2 separate regions of the Homo sapiens genome follow, and region 2 is linked to region 1. Evidence: read pairs that join two places in POLR2A ChIA-PET (ENCODE). Cell type or tissue: B cell. All regions are shown on one strand. Each heading gives the region's core, and the rest is flanking DNA. Links, peaks and the distances in the headings are about the cores only. Region 1 overlaps LRRFIP1 (LRR binding FLII interacting protein 1). Region 2 overlaps RAB17 (RAB17, member RAS oncogene family).

Evidence for each region. Peaks named below come from ENCODE experiments on the same cell type or tissue, not always from the same donor. Only the 100,000 strongest peaks of a DNase experiment are listed, where the experiment ranks them.
Region 2: POLR2A ChIA-PET joins it to region 1 with 5 read pairs; 7 of 35 experiments call an interaction of 5 or more read pairs at or near these places.

What each region holds. Positions count from the first base shown.
Region 1 is chr2:237,719,791-237,732,900 of GRCh38, reverse strand. LRRFIP1 (LRR binding FLII interacting protein 1) reads right to left here. Exons shown (of 24, transcript NM_001137550.2): 6 at 12,079-12,129; 7 at 9,315-9,353; 8 at 4,966-5,025. Among named protein-coding and RNA genes, the nearest start is that of RBM44, 72 kb to the left of the region's middle. RefSeq lists a silencer at 7,521-7,815 and enhancers at 9,576-10,075, 10,076-10,577. In B cell, for the core only: no CTCF peak of the experiment used is centred there; a DNase peak (open chromatin) is centred at 5,400.
Region 2 is chr2:237,576,601-237,586,663 of GRCh38, reverse strand. RAB17 (RAB17, member RAS oncogene family) reads left to right here. Exons shown (of 6, transcript NM_022449.4): 2 at 507-666; 3 at 8,509-8,660; 4 at 9,282-9,407. The coding sequence starts at 510. Among named protein-coding and RNA genes, the nearest start is that of RAB17, 9.1 kb to the left of the region's middle. RefSeq lists enhancers at 4,463-5,097, 9,342-10,040. In B cell, for the core only: no CTCF peak of the experiment used is centred there; no DNase peak of the experiment used is centred there.

The DNA of each region.
Region 1 (13,110 bases), core at 3,645-7,644:
CCTTGTAAAAACAGGAAACAGCGGGGAGACCCAGCCAAAGGAATAACACTGTTCTGTCCACTTCTCAGGGACCAAGGAGGCAGATTAGGCACAAAAACCTTCCAAATTGCTTCCTGGACACATTTACAAGAGAAAAAATATTTTTAAAAAAACAAATGAAACCCCAAATGGGGAACAATTGCTGGAAAAGGAGGAGAGACCCAAGAGACCAATTTTTTGGACTCGAGTTTTTGAAAATATGCATTTAATAAAACCCTCCTTTTCCTTAAGTCTCCTTTTCTATATAGGTTCTAACTTATTTGACATGGTTTTTCTAAAAGATTGACAAAAGTCTTAGCAAACTAGTCAAGCCAATTAAAACAGTTGCTAAGCTTTGCTCTTGTGACTTTGTGTAGAGGAGGCTGAACTATCCACTAAATGTAATCAGCAATTAAAGTGATGCACAGAAGGAAAGGGAAGGAGCGACAAAGTGATGTGAAAAGGAGACAGACCCAGCTTCCATTTGGGGCAGACAGGGGTGTGGGAGCCAGGCCACCACCGGCAAGCCCAAGGCTGGAGCCGGAGAGTCCCTGTAATCAGAGCAAATGGGCAGCAGAGAGGAGAGAGAGGCTCACACCCTCACGGCATCGCAAAGGTACATCAGTCCAGTGAGTTCAGAGACGATTACCTTATACAACCAAAACAGTAACAGGCATGCACTCACGGGGGAGGGAGAGAACGAGGGTCAGAAGGAAATAAAGACGGCTGGGCCAGGCAACTGACAAAACTAGGAGATGGGGCCAAATTAGGACTTTTGAGTTCACGCACAGAAAAAAATATTTAATTTTAGTTGATATTAAATATTGAAATAAATTTTAATTGATATTAGGAAGAGTCATCAATACTACATTCTACACTGATACCTTTCCATTATTATATTTAAATAAAATTAAACGCACCACGTACTGGGCAGCAATAGATGTCTACAGAGCACAATTTCCAGGAAGGTTCTGAGGGTGGGTGAGTACAAGAGCCCTCGGGCAGCAAATCACGGGCACACAGGGCTCAGGGCGAGTTCACATGTGGCCCTGTTTGAATGAGTCAGCTCTCATTCTGATGTTTAACCCTTTGGATGTGGGTTATTTCTCTTAAATGGACTGAAGTGAGTCAGATGCAGGCTGAACTTGGGTGAATCGTTCATATCCAAAGATGAGATATTTATTGCCATCTTTTATTTTAGAGCAAGTAACTCAGCTTATCGAAAATGAGTTGGAAATGAAGTTTTCTTAATGACTAAGTGCCCTCTGCAACAGCAAAATCTCTTGAATTAAGAAAATGCCCAAAGCCTTTTTCAAGGTGTTAAACCCACCGATGCTTTGGTGTTCACAGCTGATCATATACTGAGTCAAAATTCACATATTGGGGGACAGAAGGGCCATCAGCTTACAGTGGGGGGATTTATTACAGACTGGGGGACTATGGGAAGGGTTGAGAAAGGTGGCAAGCAGTGGGCGCCATGGAGCTGCCAGCACCTTCTGCAGTCTCCCTGGACATGAAGGGGTTGGACAAGGGGTGAAGAGGTGAGGAAGAAGTGCCCTGGCAAGAAAAAGATACCCCCCAACCCCCCGGGAGGGAAACGAGAATAGGGGCTGGAAATTGGGGACAGGGCGGGGAAGGGTCAGAGCTATTTCTTCTAGAAGCATTTTAATGAGGTCAATGATACATGGGAGTGGCTAAAGGAAATCGCAGAGGAATTGCATAGATTTCATTTTCTGATTTCAGCGTGGGAGCTGCTACTGGAGTCACCAGGTTCACGGAACAGCTCCAACAGCACCCTGTGCTCAGCCACATGGCACCTCTCCTGGGTTCTGCCCATTCTGCGCGGCCTCTGCTCTGCTCAAATGGCTACTTACCTTGAAGAGCTTCCCCTCTAGGCTCTACCTGGTTAGTTCCTATTCTTTTCATTTGTTCTATTTGTTTGTTTGTTTGTTTGTTTGTTTGTCTGAGATGGAATCTCACTCTGTCGCCCAGGCTGGAGTGCAGTGGTGCAATCTTGGCTCACTGCAACCTCTGCTTCCTGGGTTCAAGCGATTCTCCTGCCTCAGCCCCCCGAGTAGCTGGGACTACAGGCATGTGCCACCGCACCTAGCTAATTTTTTATATTTTTAGTAGAGACGGGGTTTCATCGTGTTAGCCAGGATGGTCTCTATCTCCTGACCTCATGGTCTGCCCACCTCGGCCTCCCGAAGTGCTGGGATTTATAGGTGTGAGCCACCACACCTGGCCCTTCCTATTTATTAAGGTTCAGCTCACATCTTTTTTCCTGGCAAAACCAGTGTCTCCCTCCCATTCTATCTACTCATCTGTTCACTCCTGTACTGGTCTCCGGTGCCGGTGGCTTCTGTTCTAGATGTCAGTGCCTGGAGAGCACCCACCTCCTCTGCTTAGCTTTGTGATCCCAGGGCCTGCTTGATTTTCCTACCTAAACTAGTCCCAATTTTGCTGAGTAAATGTGAACCTAAACAAACACCAACAAGCCTTAGCAATTTTAGGGCTCTTAAACAATTTAGAAATTATGTTTATCAAGACCGATGCATGTTTGTAGAGAATGGGAAGGAACTCTGTTGTGTAAACATGTGGATTTGGATGAGACTCTGGATTTTCCTTCCAAGTCTAGTCCATGCCCAAGAAACCACCACAAAGTTTGCATGTACTCTTCAAAGTAGTTCTGTTTTCAGAAACTCTCAAGAATTCAAGAGCATTCTTCTAATTATTTTTTTCCTTTTGATTAATTCTAATTAGAAAATATACACAAAAACACGTCCTTTCATTGCAGCCAGCTGAATGCCACAATTCACATTCGAGCTGGTGTGGTCAAACGCAGCACACTGGAGTACATCTGAATGAAGGAGCTCATGTTAACTGCTGCTTTTCACGTCAATAACACAGCTACCCAAACAAAAATCCGTCAAACAGACACCGAAAGAGAAAAGTAGAGCTGAATCCACACACACAAGATTGCATGCTACAAAATCTGCGGTTTCTGAAGAGAATGTGAAAGATTTAAATGGAAACCAACCAACTTCTCCTCCCTGGATGATGACAAAGTAGAGAATCTGCTGTCACCGCTGTAGCTGGAATTCTGAGCACCAAAGAAGAAAACACGTTTAAGTGACAAGCACTTCCTTACGACTCCAAAAGCACCCCCATCCCATTCAAAAGGCGAACATGGAACAGCACAACCGAGCCAACACTAGGAGCCCAGGAACGCTAGTTTATCTAAAGACGCGAGGCACAAACAGTACAGCAGAGATTCTTAACAACTGGAGATTCTAAGCTGTATTTTCACCTTCAGTGTTTGTGTCTTGGTGATGCCAGGGGTGTATCTAGTACTGCTTTTCACAATCTCATATCCCTAGCACGATTCGTAATTACTGAGTTTCACACTGCGTTGTCAGTAAACTCCTTGTCTTATCTCCTTGGGTAACTAAAATTCCATTTATTGCAAAATTTTCAATCTTTCTTCAGCCCAGCCCGCCTGCGGGCTATAGCTCAGCCCTGGGGTGCCAGAAAGGTGGGTGGAGTGTGACAGCCTGCTGCCACCCGTCCACTGGAGAGCCCTTATCCACAGAGTGCAAATGCCCTGAAGGCCATCTTTACGTGTCTTGAGTATACATTTTTAAAATGTCGCATCCAGCCGGGTGCCATGGCTCATGCCTGTAATCCCAGCATTTTGGGAGGCCGAGGTGCGCAGATCACCTGAGGTCAGGAGTTCGAGACCAGCCTGGCCAGCAGGGTGAAACTCCATCTCTACTAAAAAATACAAAAAAAATTAGCCAGGTGTGGTAGTGGATGCCTGTAATCCAAGCTACTTGGGAGGCTGAGGCAGGAGAATCGCTCGAACCCAGGAGGCAGAGGTTGCAGTGAGCTGAGATAGCACCACTGCACTCCAGCCTGGGTGAGGGCACGAGACTTTGTCTCAAAAAATAAATAATTAAAGTGCATGCAATGCTAAATAGGTAAATAGGAATGAGCAAGTAAAAACAACTTGATCAGCTGGTTTCAGAAAGCTAAAGACGGCTTTGGTCGGGGAGAGGGAAGAAGGTCTGGGTGGGGTCACTCATTTGAAGCCCAAAAGTATAATTTAAGCATACACATGATATCTTAATATAACATAATTAAGATAAATGAAAAGAAATACTATTTTACACAATTAGGAATATTACTAAAAGAAAAAAATGAAGCATGAGAACAGGAAATTTTTAGACCATTTCACACAGAATGGACCTGTGGGATATCGTGAAGCTTAATGGAAATGTATCCAGTGTAACCTTCTAAAATCCCCAATGACCTCCTGTCCTTGATTAATCCAAAGCCCTCCCCACCCCCGCCCGGTCTCCCTAATGCCCCTGCCACTGGCACCACTCCCTCTCTCTCCCCCTAGAGCAGCACCCTTTCCTTCCACCAGCTCCTTCCTGCCTCCCACCCCTTAACTGGGAGCCTTCCAAGCATCTGCATTGTTTTATTCTCCTTTTCCTCTCCAGAAAAACACAGGTGCTTGTACACATGCCTTTAAGGTAAACATTAAAATTACAAATGACAGATGTGGAGACTGCGAAAATGTTGGATTTAGTATCTTTGAAAGCTGAATATACTTAATACACACATTATATACATACACCCAGGGGAATACAGTAATGAAAGAGTTAATCTTTAATTTCAGATCTTTTAAAACTTGAGATTCTTATCAATATCTACCCCTTATACTAACAATCAGAATGTTGGAGGGCTAACATTCTCAGAATGTTTGCTAGTTGAAAAACATTATCTTTCATTCCATCATGTGCTAGGAAAAAAAAGACAGACCGATTTTAAAATTTAAAAACAGCAAAGAAGCTAAATTTAAATTTAGCAATTAGTTTTTAGTTCTAGAAGCTTTGAAACAACCTATTTGAATTTTGAGCCATGCAAATTTACTATACTAACCCTGCCAGATCTTCTATTCAGGGACTGTGATCCATACAATTCTCCATCATAACCATTTGTCTGTTTCAATGAAGAAAAGAGAAAAACTGACATCAGTACACAAATGAATTCACAGGTACAAATCAGCAGGGACCAACCAGCCAGGTATAAGGTGACCTTTCTTGTGGAGCGGATGAATGACCAGTCCAGGACAGTACAAGTCCTGGCAGCTCCCAAACTGCATCCCTGCCGCCGTCTGCTCCCCCGCAGCTCAGGAGGGAACAGCAGTCAAGCTAACCAAGTCAGTAGGCTTCATGTCACATGCCACTCTTAGTTTTAAAGTGGCACCAAGTCCCTCCACGGGGTGGAACATTTGGGCTTGGTGTGGCCATTTCCTTGTCAGGCTGTTTCTGGTTTTATGGTGGCTCTGTGGACATTCTGCTTGCAAGAAGCCACATGCCAGGCCGATGGGTAGTGATTCAGCCTGAGTCAATGAGTTTTCAGTTCCTGGTTCAGGGTCTTTGAAAATTATGGCACATTGTGATGCTATGGGCCATAATTCAGAAGATTCAGAGATCATTTCTTTTTTTTTTTTTTTTTTGAGACAGAGTCTCGCTCTGTCGCCCAGGCTAGAATGCAGTAGTGTGAGCTCAGCTCACTGCAACCTCTGCCTCCCTGGTTCAAGTGATTCTCCTGCCTCAGCCTCCTGAGTAGCTGGGATTACAGGCGTGCGTCACCACGCCCGGCTAATTTTTGCATTTTTAGTAGAGACGGGGTTTCATCATGTTGGTCAGGCTGGTCTCGAACTCCTGACCTCGTGATCCGCCCGCCTTGGCCTCCCAAAGTGCTGGGATTACAGGCGTGAGCCATCGCGCCCGGCCTCAGAAATTATTTCTAGTCAATCTATAGTTAAACGCAAAAGTTCATCGTGGGGTATATCCTCTATACTAGTTTTTTATTCATCCAGCCCTCCTACTTTATTTTTCAAAATGAAATTTGAACACATATTTAATAATTTCATAATGTGTCCTCCAGAATAAAGGAGAATGATTCTACTAAGTGCATGCCTATCATCCCTCTCTTCTCAGTTCCCAGCCCAGGTTCCCTTAAGTCAAAGCATGGGCTTTCTAAATGTCCCTTAATTCATCTATAAGGAAATTTCTGCTGATTCAAAATAGAGCTGTCAAGCATCAGAGACAAAACCAGCTCTCGGGACAGAAAAAGGAGGAGCAGTCTACACAACTGGTAAAAATGGAAGGAGACGCCATCAGGTCCTGGGCATGAGTCCAAATTCCACAAAGAAGCTCCGTCATGTGACCTTAAGTAATTATTTAATGCACTTGAACATCTGTTTTCTCAGCCGTGAAAATGTGCATAATAATAAATACATTACAAAGCCATCGTGAGGATTAAATGAGATGAAAATGAGTATCTCAAGCACCTAGAACAGTGCCCTCATGAATCACCAGCTGACTGGGTGGATACATGAATCCACATGGAAGGGGCCTGGCATATGGGAGGTGCTAAACATGGTTCCTTATCCGGGGGACGGGTGCTGTATAGCACATATTTTGCAGCCATGACATTAAAGTAGAAAAAAAAATTGAATTTCCAGACAGATTATAAATCCAGATTCATAAAACTTTGACTATCAAACTATATATTTATCTTTGCTGTAACTCAAAACAAATCAAGAAATCAATTTGAAGTTCTGAAACAAAAGGAGTGTAGAAATCCTTCCATATTAAATTTGAGAACTCTATGAGTAACATTAAAACATTTCTGAAATAAATTTAATAGTAAAAATCTTTGGAGATTGGCAAGAGTTTTACTCAGACTAATTTCCTTTCATGTCTTCAGCAACAAGATTATTTGACATGAAAATGCATGTCAAGGACTTGCAAATTTTAGATCTCAATCCCTTGTTATGTCTTCAGAAACTAGATTCCAGAAGAAATTAATAAAATAATGAAGGCTAATGTTAATCACTTTTAGATGACTTTGACTTTACTAACAAATGAGGAAGAGAAATGTATGACATAAGCAAGGCCTCTGGCTCTCCACTGCTGCTTATGAAATACATAGCTCTGTGGCGGAACCCTGTCCTTTGCACTGTAGTTCTCCAGCTCAGCCTGCAGCGACGGAGCAGAAGGCTGGGCAAGCTGGAAGCATGACAGTATCCTCTCATTTGTCACCTTTCCACTTACAGCCTTCTACGAAAACCTGGGAAAAACTGTTACTTTGCAGGAAAGCCTGCAAAGCAATTTCCATGACCAGGTCTGTGGTAATGGAATTCTATCATAAGGAACCTATTCCTGGGCTATGTTCCTAGAATGTATTCCCAAATCTATAGGATCTTGTTGACTATACCTCCATAGGGAGAAGTACTTTGACCTTCTTAAAGAACACTGCTAACTTTCTCCTCTTGGATGGTGTTTTTTTGTGTTGTATTTAGATGGGTGGGGCTGTTTTTACGTGGCATAAGAGGGCAAGGGGCATTGACAGTTAACTGAACAATATTAGAACAAAAGTCCATAGGCAGCATATTAACTTCATCTTAAGTTGGGTCTCTGATGTTCAACAAGCTTCGCTCTATTGTACTGTGTAGCTTTAAGTGGTACACAGGCTTGTTCACTTTGCTGGTTCCATGCTCCCAGGCTGGGTCTCACACCTGCTTCCTGGACACCTGGCATGCTTCCCACAAGCATGGGCCACTGCCTAGGGAATCAGGATACCTACAGAAAGGGCTCAGGAACAGGCACTCTAACAAGCTCTCCAGAAACACTGCCATAAGAGAGAATAAAATAAAGAGGACACACATAAGTTAGTATGTTCTAATACAGGATAAATAAGATACAAGGGTAAATGCCCTATGAAAACGGTAACTTGTGACTAGTCCGAATGCTAATGGCTACCACGCAGTGTTATCAAAGCGTCTGTGACCTTCCCATGGGACCACGCAAAAGTCCACTGCCAACTTTTTGGATGAATAATGTTAGATGTCTTTTCTACATGAGTCAAAAGACAGAGCACATGTAAAGGGCATTAGAGATGGAAAAGGAAACAAGGAAGGTGACGTCAAAACTCTGGAGTTCGATCCCTGATGCATTCTATTGAATTTTAAAAAAGAATTAAGACCGAAAAAAAAAATCCAAAATGTGTTCCTGACCATTGCTAACATATACATTTATCCCACTGGGGGCTAGCTCTTAAACAAAATTTACTTTGAATTTAACATAAAAAGAGTAATAATCTAGAAATATGTTGCTAACACATTGAATTCCTTAAAGAACAGGAGAGTTGCTGGAGTTACAGTGTCACAGAAATGCCCTCACCTGCCAGAGCGACTTGCAGTGCTCTGTAGGTAAGTAACAGATACTCTGTGAAGAGCGCTTTCTGAATCTAACGCCCTGTCTTTGTGCTTTCCCCTGTCCTGACTCCCGAGCTACTCACTCCAGCCTCTGCTCTTGTATCTGTTAAGAGCAGAACAGCCGTCCCACAGGAGGCTCAGGGCACCAAATATGCTATGCAGATGTATGCTACTATTGATTCACTATAATTGCAAACACAAAAATACATTTTTAAAACAAGAATTTACTAAATAATTTTGAAATGCACTGGAGCAAATGAAGCACAAACTGCTTTTAGGTAAAGTCCTTCAGGTGAAATAGTACATAATATGCTACAATAACTTCAGTATCGAATCACTTTAATGCTGAGCTGTGCTTTCTGAGAACTTTTTCTTCCTTGAAGTATAACACTGACAGACTTTTAGAAAGCATAAGGCACAGAAACTGTCAGAGACATATAAGAAGTAATTCTGAGTTTATGTCTAAAGCCTTAGTTTTTGTTACTGGAAGTTAGGAGTTTTCTCAAAGAATACTTTCTGGCAAAAAAAAAAAAAAAAGTCAGATTGTACATTTAATTTGAATGGATATAGACTGGAAAATAATGGATTTTTCATTAGGTAAAATGGCTTTACATTTAATCTTTTAAAGCAAATGTAGAGGCCTTGGGAATTCTTGATCTGATTTGAGTTCCTTGAAGGCAGACACTATCTTTTTCATCTTGGTATGCACAGCTGCTAACACAAGGCGTGGCAAACAGCTGGTGCTCAAAGGCCATCTGGTGAGGGAGTGTTCATGCACAGATGCCTGGGCTCCTCCCCTCCGGCAGGATCAGGGCTGCACCCTGGAGGCCCCAGGAGGAAGACTGCTCACTCTGCAGGGTAAGCCTGCCCTCCTGGCCTCATAGCCCCCCAGGCAAAAACTGGAGACAAAGCACCCATGAGATTCGTGGAAATACCACAGGTTATTATGGTCACACCACACAGTTAAGGTCACACAGCAAAGTATATCCGACCATCTCACCCAGGCGTAAGGACCCCCATACTCCAAGTCAGGCTGCGACTGTCAGAAGAAAGATGGCAGAAAAAAAAAACAACAGCAAAGAGAGTTGCCAAAAGTAAATTTAAAAGCTAAGTAAAACATAAATACAAGCAATCTTTAAAATCTTAACAAAAATGCATTTTTCCATAATTTCTAGGATCTAATATGTATTTACAAAAAGAATTATGTCAGAATGGTAGCTACCACAGAATCCAGTAGCATTCAATAAACTTCCATGGCAAAGGCTGCTATAATTCACAAAGTCTGAAACAGTTTGATAAATCTTATTTCCTCTTCTACATAATCCATTTTAGTTACAAAAGGGCAAAGGTTAACAGATGCACTGTCATCAATTTTCAAAAAGGAAAATTAAAAATCTAGATTTTCCAGAAAATCTAAACTCGAGAAATTCTAGAAAATCCAAAATCTAGACTTTCTGAGGAGGCATCCATACAAATTCCAGAGTAGTATAAATCACCTCCCCACCTTTTTTAGGGTTTATCATTTTTTCTAGCTAAATGAAGAAGGCCTGTGTTTTCAGAGTCAATAAATAAAAGATACGATCTTACAATCAAAAATGTAAAAAGTTCATAATATTAAAATACATAAAAACAGTAGAAACTGGCCCCGCATAGAAATAGAGCGAGATGCCAGTCCTCACTCTGGGGAGTGCCCTGTTCGGTGGTACAAAGGGGCAAGCATAGAGCCCAGGGAACCCAGCGCACGGAGGACACACAGCCCACCAGGGCCCTGAGCAGCAGGCACTGGCCTTGTTCCTAAGAACTGTGACCCCACGCAGGCCTCTTCACCACTCTGGGCTTGTTTGGTGCCTATAAACATTAGGAGGTTTGACTCTCATCTCCAGGATCCAAGTTCTTAAGTTCTGAGGAATATATTTCTTCAGATCAAGTACCTGATGGGAAAGTGTCATGTGGCTGAAAATGAAAATCCCATCCACTTCCTCCCCATCTTATGTACTGTCCTAATGGTGAACATCCTATAGGAAATTTCAGCTCTTAAAACAAATATACTTGATATCTCGGCAAAGAGTGGTGTCCAGCAGAAAGATGCAACTTATTTCTGGTTAAAAATCATTGAAAATGAAATGAATGCTGTTACATAACACCGTAATACTCGTTCATATTGCAATGGTTTTCAACTCTTCAGGGTCAGGAGACCCTCTGAGAATCTGAAGAAACTGAACATTCTTTTCCCAGGAAAATGTAAGTGCACACATCTTACATCTGAAATTGTGCCTACAATTTCAGGAGGGTGTGGCTCTGAAAATGATGCATTTTGAGAGAGACAGTTTGGGATTCTGTGCCTCTCTCCTCCTATTCTCTCTTGAACCCATATTAACCAGGTTTTGCCCTCAATATTTCCGTTAAAAGTTCTCCTGCCAAAGTGACTGACATCCTCTATACCGCTAAGTCTGAGTTTCCTCCTCTCTCGGTCGCTCCCCCTCATCCCTGAAACAGCATTTTCTTCACTGGTTTCAAGGACTCAAGCTTCTCCTGGGCCTGCTCAACAGCTGTGATGTCTGGGCCTTGTCTACAGACTTTGTCAATTGAGCTTTGCATTTATTCTATTTTGGATCCATAAATCTTCCCTCTTCTGGGGTGAGTGGGGTCAGACGGTCCCGAGGTAACGGTTACAACAGCATCCCTGAGGCTACATCTCAGGAGAAGGTTTCAAACAGCAAGGAAGCCCTCACGGGGCCTCACATTTGAACCACAGTTTTTTGGCAAAATCACTACGGATCTGCTTTTGGCACTGCAAGGACACTGACAAGGACAGAGTGGCTTCACAGCACAGCAACCGTGTTTCACCTCTGCATTTTATCATTGGGAAGGGCCAAATTACATGCACACTCAGTGCATGTATAAGAAGTCAAGGAGTAATAGGATTTAATTGCCACAGTGAAGAGAAACAAGCCTTCAGCTCTATGTGGTCCCTAAGGATTAATAAAGCGAGTGGCTGCTTTGAGATTTATTTATTACTAGCGGTGAGATGTAATTTCAATCCTGCAGTAAAAGAAACTGACATGCTCAGGTTAATTCACTGATTTAAAGCACTGAGCAAAACATAGTTTTTCTATTTTACTTCCCCCCAAACTCACACTTTTTTCAAGTATAATTATTAAGGTTTCTGGAATGTTTAAGGAAAAGTCCATATTTGTGTTGATTAACCATTAAGCCTATCAGTGGTAAAGAGATCTAATTATAACTGATACAAGGAAAAGCGGCTGAAGGCAGACCTTACGGATCCAGTCCTGGTCCAGGTTTTCAGCAGGCAGTCTATAGTGGCTATGCCAAAACATTGCTCAATAATAATTAACTTACAGCTACTTTAATAGAGGTTCCGATTTTACCAGGAGCATGGGTGTCAGTGGATACAGACTTACTAAAGGGCAGACGCGCCTTTGCATTCCTGTGGAACACCAATGTGCTGAGACAACTGTGCTAATCAAGGCTTGGGAGCTTTGTGATGTGGATAAGTATTGAAAAAAAGATGACTTCATCTCGGGAGAAAGAAACAACCAACGTGCCTATGCATATAAATCATCTCTCTACAGCAACAAAGAAACATCCCCCATTGATTTGATTTTAAGTAAGCATCTCATCGGTTAAATATTGACTATCAGACCACGGGGATAATGAAGAAGAAATCAGAATGCGGGGATGAGAAAGTAAAGGGCTTGGACCAGAAACTGTGCCATGCAAACTCCATCATTCTGGTTACTGACCCTCAGGCTTCCACGACTACCCACTGACATGCGCTCGTCTTCATCAGAAGCCTATTAAAAGAAAGGACGAGAACAACCGTGAAGGAATCATACAACATACATGAAGAACCAGTGCCCAAGTTTCAGGGGGATGCTGGGAACTGACCCCAACCCACAGCAGTGAGGGGGCCAGCCACCCCTGGACATCTCAGGGGACACCAGTCTAGGTCCTCCACAGCATGGGCTTTGTGGATCTCTGTCTGCTTATGGGCAATATGGATTTAAAGTAATTTCAGGGCCAGGTGTGGTGTCATGCCTGTAATCCCAGCATTTTGGGAGGCCGAGGCAGGCAGATCACTTGAGGTCAGGAGTTTGAGACCAGCCTGGCCAACAAGGCGAAACACTCTGTCTCTACAAAAAATACAAAAATTAGCCGGGTGTCATGGCACGTGCCTGTAATCCCAGGTACTCAGGAGGCTGAGGCATGAGAATCACTTGGACCCACGAGGCAGACATTGCAGTGAGCCAAGACTGCACCACTACACTCCAGCCTGGGCAATAGAGCAAGACACCATCTCAAAAAAAAAGTAATTTCAGGGCCAGGCACGGTGGCTCATGCCTGTAATCCCAGCACTTTGGGAGGCCGAGGTGGGCAGATCACTTGAGCCCAGGAGTTCGAGACCGGATTGGGCAACATAGGGAAACTCCGTCTCTACCAAAAATACAAAAATTAGTCAGGTGTGGCGGCAGGCGCCTGTAGTCCCAGCTACTTGGGAGGCTGAGACACGAGAATTGTTGAACCTGGGAGGTGGAGGTTGCAGTGAGCCAAAACCGCACCACTGCATTCTAGCCTGGGTGACAAAGCGAGACTCTGTCTCAAAAAAAAAAAAAAAAAAAAAAAAAGTAATTTCATCCAAGTAGTATTCTTTATCTCACGGGTAATATAAATACACAGCATTGGTGTATATTACTATGCAGATTATTTATGGGTATTCAATGGCACAAAAAGCACTACAGCTGTCATGAATATATTAATACTGAAAAATTTCTCAA
Region 2 (10,063 bases), core at 1-4,000, 140 kb after region 1:
ACAATGGGAATGTGTCTACGATGTTTTGAGATCATTGAGACACCAACCTTTTTTTAGGTAGATTTTTTCTGAAACACCAACTTTAATCCATGAACAACCACCCAAGAAATGCTCAGATGCTTTTTACCTCTCCTTGCATTAGATACTTTGGGGACAAGTAATAGATTTGTAAAAACTGAAAGTAATGGAAGGAGGACAACAAGCCCTGAGACCGTCACATGTAATCATTGCTTTTCAGGGTCTGCAATGACCCGTGCCCGGAGCTTTCCAAGCAAAGCTCCTTTTGTTCCTTACCACAGACCTAAAAATGGACCTAAAAATTGCAGATGGGGAGATGGGGCATGGGGTGCAGAGGGAAGCAGGAGTGTGGACCTAGGTGGCCTCTGAGTTGGGAGCTCTGTATTGGGCCATCTGCTCCTGACCGAGAAGCAGCCCCGGGGTTGAGCTTGCTGAGATGATGTGGCTCCGATGTTCCACTTGCTTCAGACGGTTGTGATTCTTTGCAGGGCATGGCACAGGCACACAGGACCCCCCAGCCCAGGGCTGCCCCCAGCCAGCCCCGTGTGTTCAAGCTGGTTCTCCTGGGAAGTGGCTCCGTGGGTAAGTCCAGCTTGGCTCTTCGGTACGTGAAGAACGACTTCAAGAGTATCCTGCCTACGGTGGGCTGTAAGTGAGGGCAGAGCACCCCTTTGTTGGTCTTCAGTGCAGAAGTCTGGGCTGCTGACCCACACCTGGGGCAGATGGGGACGAGGCCCACCTAGGAATCCCCATGCTGGGACCTTGAGCTGCCTGTGTCCAGTGCGTGAGGGGAGGGGGTGAGGTCCAAGAGGGCAGCCACAGAATCTACAAAGACAGGAAATGCCCTTGGCTCTGGGTCAGGTTTCAGCTCAGCTGGAGTCTGCAGGGGGTGGAGATTCTGGGGTAGGACCTCTGGCCCCAAAGGGTCGGGCTGGGTGCGAGGGATTATGCTGGTGGAAGGGACAGCCCGGAAGAAGCCTCCTGGGCCCTGGCCACTCAGCGGCCTAAACCAGCTGTCCTCTCCCACCACCCAGGCCGCCCTCCTGCTAACACTGCTCCCTTGCTTTATTTACCCCAACAGCATCTTCCTTCCTGCCTGGACTTGGTTTACCAGCTTGGCCTGGATTGGGGGTGGGAAGATCATTTTGGGGGTGGGCGGGGAGGGAGACCTTCTCTCTGTGTTTCTTAAAAAGGCTAACCTGTCATGAAGCTCAGGAGTAACTGTATGGGGCATCTGCAGGCTGCTGGCCTCCTTCCCATCCTGCTGTGGGCACAGTCTGCCTAGGCAGTGAAACCCAGTTTTCACCTGAAATGGGGAAAGCCAGCGTGTTCTTTATGCCCATTCCCCCTGGGGGAACACATGCAGAATCAGAGCCTCGGTTTCAAATTCGGACTCTGACATGGATAAGCTGCACATCTCCAAATTCACTCATTCATTTACTCATCTAACAGGCATCTGTTGAGCATGAACCCTTTTGCAGGCCTGCGTTAGGTGGGATGGATTCTATAACCAGCTAAACAGATGCACCAAACACAGAAACACAATTGCAAGATGTGGCACATGACGTTAGCTATTTAGGGAGCCCTTCCATTTTCTCAGGGGGGTGGTTCCTGAAGGATCCCCAGGGGATACAGGGGAATTGGCAGGGGTCTGCCTGGCCCGACTCCCAGAGCTAGTGGTGAGAAGGGCCAGGGTGATGGTGAGAGGCTGTCTGCAGAGGGGGACCCTGGGGAGAGAGTCAAGGTTACCCTGTGGTGTGCAGTACAATCCTCTTCTCCATTAGCAAGGAGATCTGTACCCCTCACCCCCCAAGTCCTGATATTGGACTTGGCTTCCTTTAAAAATACATCAAAATGCCAAGGCTGGCCTGAGGGTGGCCTCAGTTGAGAATAGAGCACACAGATGGGGGCCTCACCAGGCCTGGATGTTGAGAGCTTTGTACCTGGGTGGCTGGTATTCAAGATGCAGAGAGAGGCAGCAGGTGTCAGGCCAGGTGAGCTGGACTGGGGATGGATCTCACTCTGACACGGAGGTCTGCACACTGTGGCTCTCTGGCTGTTCTTGTTGTTTTGTGAGTAAGGTTCTGTGGAGACACAACTCTACCTCTTCAGGTACTTACCCTCTGTAAATGATATTCTTGCTGTTCCTCCTCCTCTATTCACTCTAAAATGGCAGCAGGGTTGAGTGGTTGCAGCAGTGACCCCATGGCCAGTAAAACCTAAAGTATCTGCTACAGGGCCTTTTACAGAAGGACTCCATGACGCCACCCTAGCAGAGCCTGCAGGAGCCAGCGCCCAAAGGCACTCACTAGGTGAGCGCAAGCAGGGCTGAGAGATTCCGAGATGCCCGGTTGGAGCGTAGGAGGGTGCTTTGGATTCATTGAGACGTGCTTGGACGTGCTCAGCCCACAGAGAGCTGTACCCACAGAGCACCCACCTTTCTTGGGTGGGGGTGGGGGGGTGATGTGTGGGGTCTGTGAAGCTTCAGGGTGGTGCCGGGCATTCTGTATTTTACAGGTGAGGGGGATGGAGGCCCCGACAATGAGGCGCGAGGCCCTAGTTCCTTTCATTCCAGCAAGCCAGGGTCCGAGCATCCCCCTCACACCTGCCCTGCCTGTACCAATTGCCTGCCCTCTCTTCAGGGGGCCTACCAGGGTCGGGGGGTGAACAAAGCTGGGCTTGCTGGGGAGTCCTAGGCCAGGTTGGGGGTCTTTGCTTGGGGGGCAGGCCTGTATGTCTCACTCTACTCCTGGTCCTCTGTCTGGCCCCGCAGGGGCCATCCCCCTGCCGGCAGCTTTCAGATGAAAGCCAGGGCCTCCCTTCCTCCAAGCCCCTCTCTTCCAGGCCTGGGTTTATCTCCTCTCTCTGAGGGGAAGGACCGTTCTACAGGCTGGGCTCTGCCTTTCACCCAGAACTGGTGGGTGGAGTCTTTGTTCCCACTCTGGGTCTCTGTGATGGGGCCGGGGTGGGAGGCTGTGGGCTGTGGCCCGTGGCACAACGGGGAGAGGAGAACAGCCAGATTAGGTTAGCCTGTGGCTCATGAGCTGCCTTCATCCCATCAGCCTCCAACCCTGGGGTCCGCACTTTTGTATTGAGCACCTCTGTGTGTGGGCAGCTGTGCCGGGTTGCGGGGTTAGAAATGTGGAAGCTCCTTCCTTTGCTGTTGGCTGAGTCCCCTGTGGGAACCATGGTCTCCTCTGCTTCCATCCAAGTGTCTGCGTCACACCTTGGGATAATATTACAGCTTTTAGAGGTAGATATTACTGTAACTATGGATAGATGTCATGCAATTTATTATTATCATTATGTTAATTTTTTTGAGACAGAGTCTTGCTCTGTCACCCAGGCTGGAGTGCAGTGTCTCACTGGAACCTCTGCCTCCTGGGCTCAAGCCATCCTCCCACCTTAGCCTCCAGAGTAGCTGCTATCACAGGTGCGCACCACCATAGCCAGCTAATTTTTATATTTTTTGTAGAGATAGGGTTTTGCCATGGTGTGCACCACTGCACCCGGCCTATGTTAATTATTTTATTATTATTTTTTTTGAGACGGAGTCTCGCTCTGTTGCCCAGGCGGAGTGCAGTGGTGCAACCTTGGCTCATTGCATCCTCTGCCTCCTGGGTTCAAGTGATTCTCCTGCCTCAGCCTCCCGAGTGGCTGGGATTACAGGTGCATACCACCATGCTGATTTTTGTATTTTTAGTAGAGACGGAGTTTCACCATGTTGGCCAGGCTGGTTTTGAACTCCTGACCTCAAGGAATCCACCACCCTTGGCCTCCCAAAGTGTATGTTAATTATTAATCCTCATTATAATAATTACATGATCACATATTATAAATGTGGATATTGCCACTTTTAGGATGAGGAGATGGGATGTGCTCACTCCTTTAACTTACGTGCTTTGGGGGAAGAGTGATCTGTGTTGCACAAAAACCCTTTGAGAGCAGACACTCCTGCTTCTTTTGTCACGTGTGGCTTCAGCTTTTATCAAGAACACTGGGCTCCTGTCCAGGGGAGAGGGTAGGCCAGGAGCAGAGCCTCAGAGGAGAATGGGAGTGCTGTCCTCACAGGCGGCCTGGAAATGCAGGAGGCAGCACGCCCAGTGCTTGGCTGCAGGATCCCCGAGGGAGGGACAGGATGGATGGCCACAGGCATGCCACTCCTTCCCTCCGTCTGGATTTTTTCCCTGTGAAACGGGAGTGTAAACACCTTCCTGGAGTGGCCTCTCCATGAAAGGTTGCTGTCACCCTGGGTGGCTTAAGGTCACCAAGGCCGGCCCTGTCCGAGGGGTCAGCCTTCAGGAGGATTGACTCAGGTCCCTGGGGCCCTCCCGAGGGTCTGGTTCAGTCGACAGGTGTGTGGGGTGGGGCCCACAGCAGGACATGACACAGGTGGTGGGCTCAGCTCCTGGCAAGACACCGTCCATCCAGAGGAAGCAGGAAGCAGAGCCAGAAAGGGACATGGACTCGAGCCCTGAAGCTGGAAAGCCAACGTGCTGGCTGGAGCCAGAAGAGCAGGCAGGAGCAGAGGCAGAACGGACGGGAGTCCGAGGGACGGGAGTCCAAGTGAGCGCAGCCTCCCGCCCACCCCCGCCAGGGCCTGCTGCGGAGGTGGCAGCTTTAGGAGCCCCTGCTGTGTCAGGGACGGGGGCTGGACCTCCCCATGGACTGCCCCCACTGTCCTAACAGGCCACAGCAGGGGAGATTCTGTGCGCTGCTGACTTTCTGCATGACATCTTTTGGAAGGATGGTGACATCTAGTGCTTGTGTGCACATTTGCCAGCTGAAGCCACAACTAACCCCAGACTTGTTGGGCTTTTTCCAGGAAGGGGACGGTGACAAACAGGTACTGAGCACATTCAACTTGGCACCAGCTGACTTCCCTTCTAAATCGAGAACGTGGCTGACGTCCTAGAGCCCCCAGAAAATAAGTTTCCATTTCATGTTCCTTTCAATTTGTCATCAGCTCACTATTTTTACAAAACAGCCAAGTGCTACAGAGAGGGCTTCAATGAGCAGAATTGGCTGTTTATTTAAATTAAAAGGTAAAAAAAGCAAAACCACTTAAATGATATTAACATTTAGTAGAGAGGCTGGGCGCAGTGGCTCATGCCTATAATCTCAGCAATTTGGGAGGCCGAGGCGGGCAGATTGCCCGAGCTCAGGAGTTGGATACCAGCCTGGGCAACATGGTGAAACCGTGTCTCTACTAAAAAAATAAAATTAAATTAAAAAAATAAAATTTAGTAGAGGAACTTTTTTTTTTTTTTTTAAGATGGCGTCTCATTCTGTTGCCCAGGCTGGAGTGTGGTGGTATGATCACAGCTCACTGTAGCCTCAACCTCCTGGGCTCAAGCAAGCCTCCACCTCCACCTCTTCAGTAGCTGGGACCACAGGTGTGCGCCACCACACCCAGCTAATTTTTGTGTTTTTTGTAGAGACAAGGTTTCACTGATCTTAAGCTCCTGAGCTAGATTGATCTTCCCTCCTTGGCCTCCCAAAATGCTGGGGTTACAGGCATGAGCCACTGTACCCAGCCAAAACTTTATTTTTTAATTACATTTTGGCCTTAGCCATGGAGATATAGAAATGTGGTTAGTGGGTTTCTGAAAAAGGTTATGATAATAAATGCATGCTGTCTTCCGGGTCAGAGCCACGGAGTGCACGAGACTAGGTTGCCTCAAATACCTGTCCAGGGGCCCACCTGAGGGCCTTACATCTCTGCAGGGAAGGGAAGGGTCTATGTTCTGTAAATAGCCAAACATTGACTATTATTATGCATTATCATTGCTTGGACTAAAACCCATGCCCTCCTTGGAAATTTGCTGGAATTTTACATTAGTGTAAATTCAACCACCAGCCATCATTTTCCCTCCCCTCCTCCCCCCCCTTCTTTTTTTGAGGCAGAGTCTCACTCTGTCTCCTGCTGCCCAGGCTGGAGTGCAGTGGCACAATCTTGGCTCGCTGCAACCTCCACCTCCTGGGTTCAAGCGATTCTCCTGCTTCGGCCTCCCGAGTAGCTGGGACTACAGGGGCATGCCAGCACACCTGGCTAATTTTTGTATTTTTAGTAGAAACAGGGTTTCACCATGTTGGTCAGGCTGGTCTTGAACTCGACCTCAAGTGATCTACCCACCTCGGCCTCCCAAAGTGCTGGGATTACAGGCATGAGCCACTGTGCCCAGCCTCCAGCCATCATTTTCAACATGGAAAAGGAAAATATGAGAGGCTAAGATTGGTAAATGGAGGAAGAAAACCTGAATTTTATGCTCACGTTTCACCCTGCGCCAGCTTTTAAGATAAAACCAAATTCAAACTGAGAAATGTGATTTGAAGTGATGGGAAACAGAAAGATGTGGATAAAAGGCCCACGTTTTAAGACAACAAGTCCACAAAGAGCAAAGAGGACAGAAAGAAGAAGCAAAATTCATATGCCCTTTCTCTCCTTGCTCAGGCGATTTAACAGCCACCCTGGGTGAAGGGCACCATTAGCTCCTGCTATGGATGAGGAAGCTGAGACTTAGAAAGTTTAAGCAAGCTGCCATCAGATCAGCTGATGGGTGTACATTTATATTCTGGGCACGGTCTTCATTCTGGCACCATTGTCAATCCAGTGGAGCATCTGGTGTGTTCAGAGGTTTATAGCCGGTTCAGTCCCGACAGTTGCCCCATCTAAGCTGGAAATCACTGGTCCTACTGTCTGGATGGAGACTGCAGCTTTGTTTGACCTGGGGAGTTGGTCTGACTTCAAGTTCCTGGACCTGCAGGGAACTGCAGGACATGCGGGCAGAAGAGCCCAGGCAGTGGTTTCCGTTTAGGAAGAGGTTGTCTCATGATAGAGAAGCACGGTCTTGCTGCACCATGCTGGAAAGCTCTGTCCAGCCTCCTGTTCTCTGTCCAGCCTCCTGTTCTCTGTCTAGTGGGTGCAATTGAGTTTCTCCCACCCGTAAAGAGGCGATTAAGTCCTAACCCCCGGAACCTGTGAGTGCGACCTTATTTGGAGAGAGGGTCTTTGCAGATGTAATTAATTAAGGCCAACAAGATGGAACTTAGGATAGCCCTTAAGTCCAGTGACTGACATCCTTATAAGAAGGGGAGAGGACACAGCCACAGAGGGGCAGCCACGTGAAGACAGAGCCAGAGATGGGGGTGATGCAGCCACCAGGAACACCAGGGTTGCCGGCAGCCCCTGAAGCTGGAGGAGGCCTGGAATGGATTCTCCTTCAGTCTCCGGAAGGAACCAACCCAGCCAACGCATCAGTTTTGGACCTCTGGCCTCCAGAACTGCAGGAAGAAATTTGCTAATTTGAGCCACTCGGCTCATGGGACTTTGTTTTGGCAGCCGCAGGACACTCATGCACTGTCCTTGGAGTGTAAGTTTTTATTTTAAACATGTGGCTCCATTTGCCAGAATCTCCCCAACAGACCCCAAACCCAATCCAGGGTCTAGGCAGGGTAGCAGCTTTGACAGGAGCCTGTCGGTGCTGGTGGCTCCTCCATGCCCCAGACACCTTGCCTTCCCCCGCCCCGTCCTCTCCAGTTCTGTGTATAACACATTCCTGACAAGCCACACACAATGGGGCAAAACATTTTGGAGATCTATAAAATAACCATTTTAAAATCATATAACTTTGGAAAGCAAAGGGTAGAAAATCTTTAAATGAACAGTGCATTGCCCAATATGTTAAAGTGCTTGGGAGTAGTTGTGTGTGTGTGTGTGTGTGTGTGTGTGTGTGTGTGTGTGTTAAGCAGGTACATGGCTGAGTAAGACAAAGCCCCTGCCTTCCTGGGGGAGACAGGTGGAGAACGCAGGAGGCCTTGCCTCTGGGTGTGTATGGGGTGCAGGGAGGCTTCCGTGGAGGCAGGGGGCCCAGCAGCCCTTCCGGGGTTGCCGCTGGAAGATCTCAGAGGATGCCTAAGAGTTTTCTAGGTGAACAAGAGGAAGGATACCATGCAGAGGGGACAGTAGAGAAGGGTGTTGGTGGGGAGCAGCATTGGGAAAGTGGGGAGGTTAGCAGGAGGCGAGGAAGGCCTTGGAGGAGCCTATGCAATCGTGACTGCCTCTGTGCAAGATGGGTCTGGCAGGCGAGGGGCCGGTAGGCCGGGGGTGCCCAGGGCTCTAGGGGTTCCCAGAGCCCAGCTGCATCGCTGGAAGCTGGCAGGGATGCATCGGACTCCCAGTAAGTGGAGATCCCTTTCACGGCATATGTAGCCCAGAGCTTTTGTATTAGGTCCTGGAGAGATTTATCTTCCCATCCAAAGCCTCTCCAAAGGCCCCATAGCAATCACTCCCAACACTTTGCTCGATGTGGAAGGCTCCATCTCCCAGAAGAACTGTTTGCTCAACCTCCTGGCCATGCGGGCGTGGGAGATGCATGGCCAGCTGTCCCTCTGAGCCCATTGCTGTGCCTGCGGCTTGCCGTGGTCCCACCTGAGCCGCATGTGGCAACCTCGTCCTCTGAGTAAGCCCTCTGGGCCTCCCTGTTTCAGGTGCGTTCTTCACAAAGGTGGTGGATGTGGGTGCCACCTCTCTGAAGCTTGAGATCTGGGACACAGCTGGCCAGGAGAAGTACCACAGCGTCTGCCACCTCTACTTCAGGGGTGCCAACGCTGCGCTTCTGGTGTACGACATCACCAGGAAGGTAGGGCCCGCCTTGAGGCACGTCCCACCCTCCTTCCCAAGCACCTGCCTTCTGGTTTCTCCAGTGCAATGATGCCATGGCGTAATCACAAGGAACAGAGACTCCATTAGTGAGCAACAGTCACCTCCTCCAGGATGGCCTCCTGACAACCCCCCATCCTCCTCCACAGTGGGGTTCTGCTCCTCCGTGGTCCACAAAGAACATGCCGTTGCCATCTGCCACTCAGTAGTTCCTGGTGCTGCATTAGGGTCAGGGTTTGGGGTGGTGGCCAGTCCCCCAGACTCTCTTGCACAAAGTGGTCCTTTGAGGACAGCTAGGCGTGGGAGATTCAGGAGCTCGAGGCCTGACCTGAAATACCCCGTGGCTGGCAGTCTCCTGGGCCTGGTCAGGGTGAAGGATCTGATGTGTGTCCTAGCAGTTTTCTGCCTGGCCGCACAGGTCACCCAGGACAGGAACGTGCCCTCCTCAGAGGAACGGAGCAGCCCTGCAGGTGCGCCCATGGCCAGTTGGATTCTGTGACATTTTACACAACGTGATCAGCAACACTGGCTTCCCCCTCCCGGAATAGCTAATGACCACCTATAAGTTTTGTTTGATGTTACTTTTTTTCTTCTTTTCTAGGATTCCTTCCTCAAGGCTCAGCAGTGGCTGAAGGACCTGGAGGAGGAGCTGCACCCAGGAGAAGTCCTGGTGATGCTGGTGGGCAACAAGACGGACCTCAGCCAGGAGCGGGAGGTGACCTTCCAGGTACCGCCCAGGAGACCCTGCTCTGCTCTTCCACAGCAGGAGAGAGCCCTGCCCGCCTGTGTCAAGACCTTGGCACTCACACTTTCATACACGCACACCCACACACGCACACACTTACACATGTGCACACACACCTCTACACGCCCACATGCATTTACACACATGCACACCCCCCACATTCACTCTCACTTGCACCCACACACATTTACAAGTGAACACACACACACGCACACACACACAGCTTTCCACCTGAGTTTCTCTTTTAGTCAAAGATTTCCGGTCTTTCCTGAAAAACTCAGGCCCAGTGCAATGGCAGTTCAAGCCCAGTGGCCGGCAGAGGGAAGGGCAGGGCGGCAGCTGCAGGGTGGGCTCGGCTTGAACGAGAAAAGTGATCTAGTTCCTCAGCAGGGCTCCCTTCCCTACTCTGTTCCCAGAAGGGGCTTCTGTGCAAATGTAGCCTCCTTCACTCGAGTTTTGTCAGTCCTCCTTACAGGCAGAGGCAGCGGTCACCCAGGTGTCGCTGTTGTTTCTCTTCCACGGCATCCCACCTCCCCCACCACATTTAGGACGAAGACCGTGTAAACAGCTGCAGACAAGTGGCTGATGGGGAGACCCCACACACACTAGAGGCTGGCGCAGGGGAAGACCCAACTCAG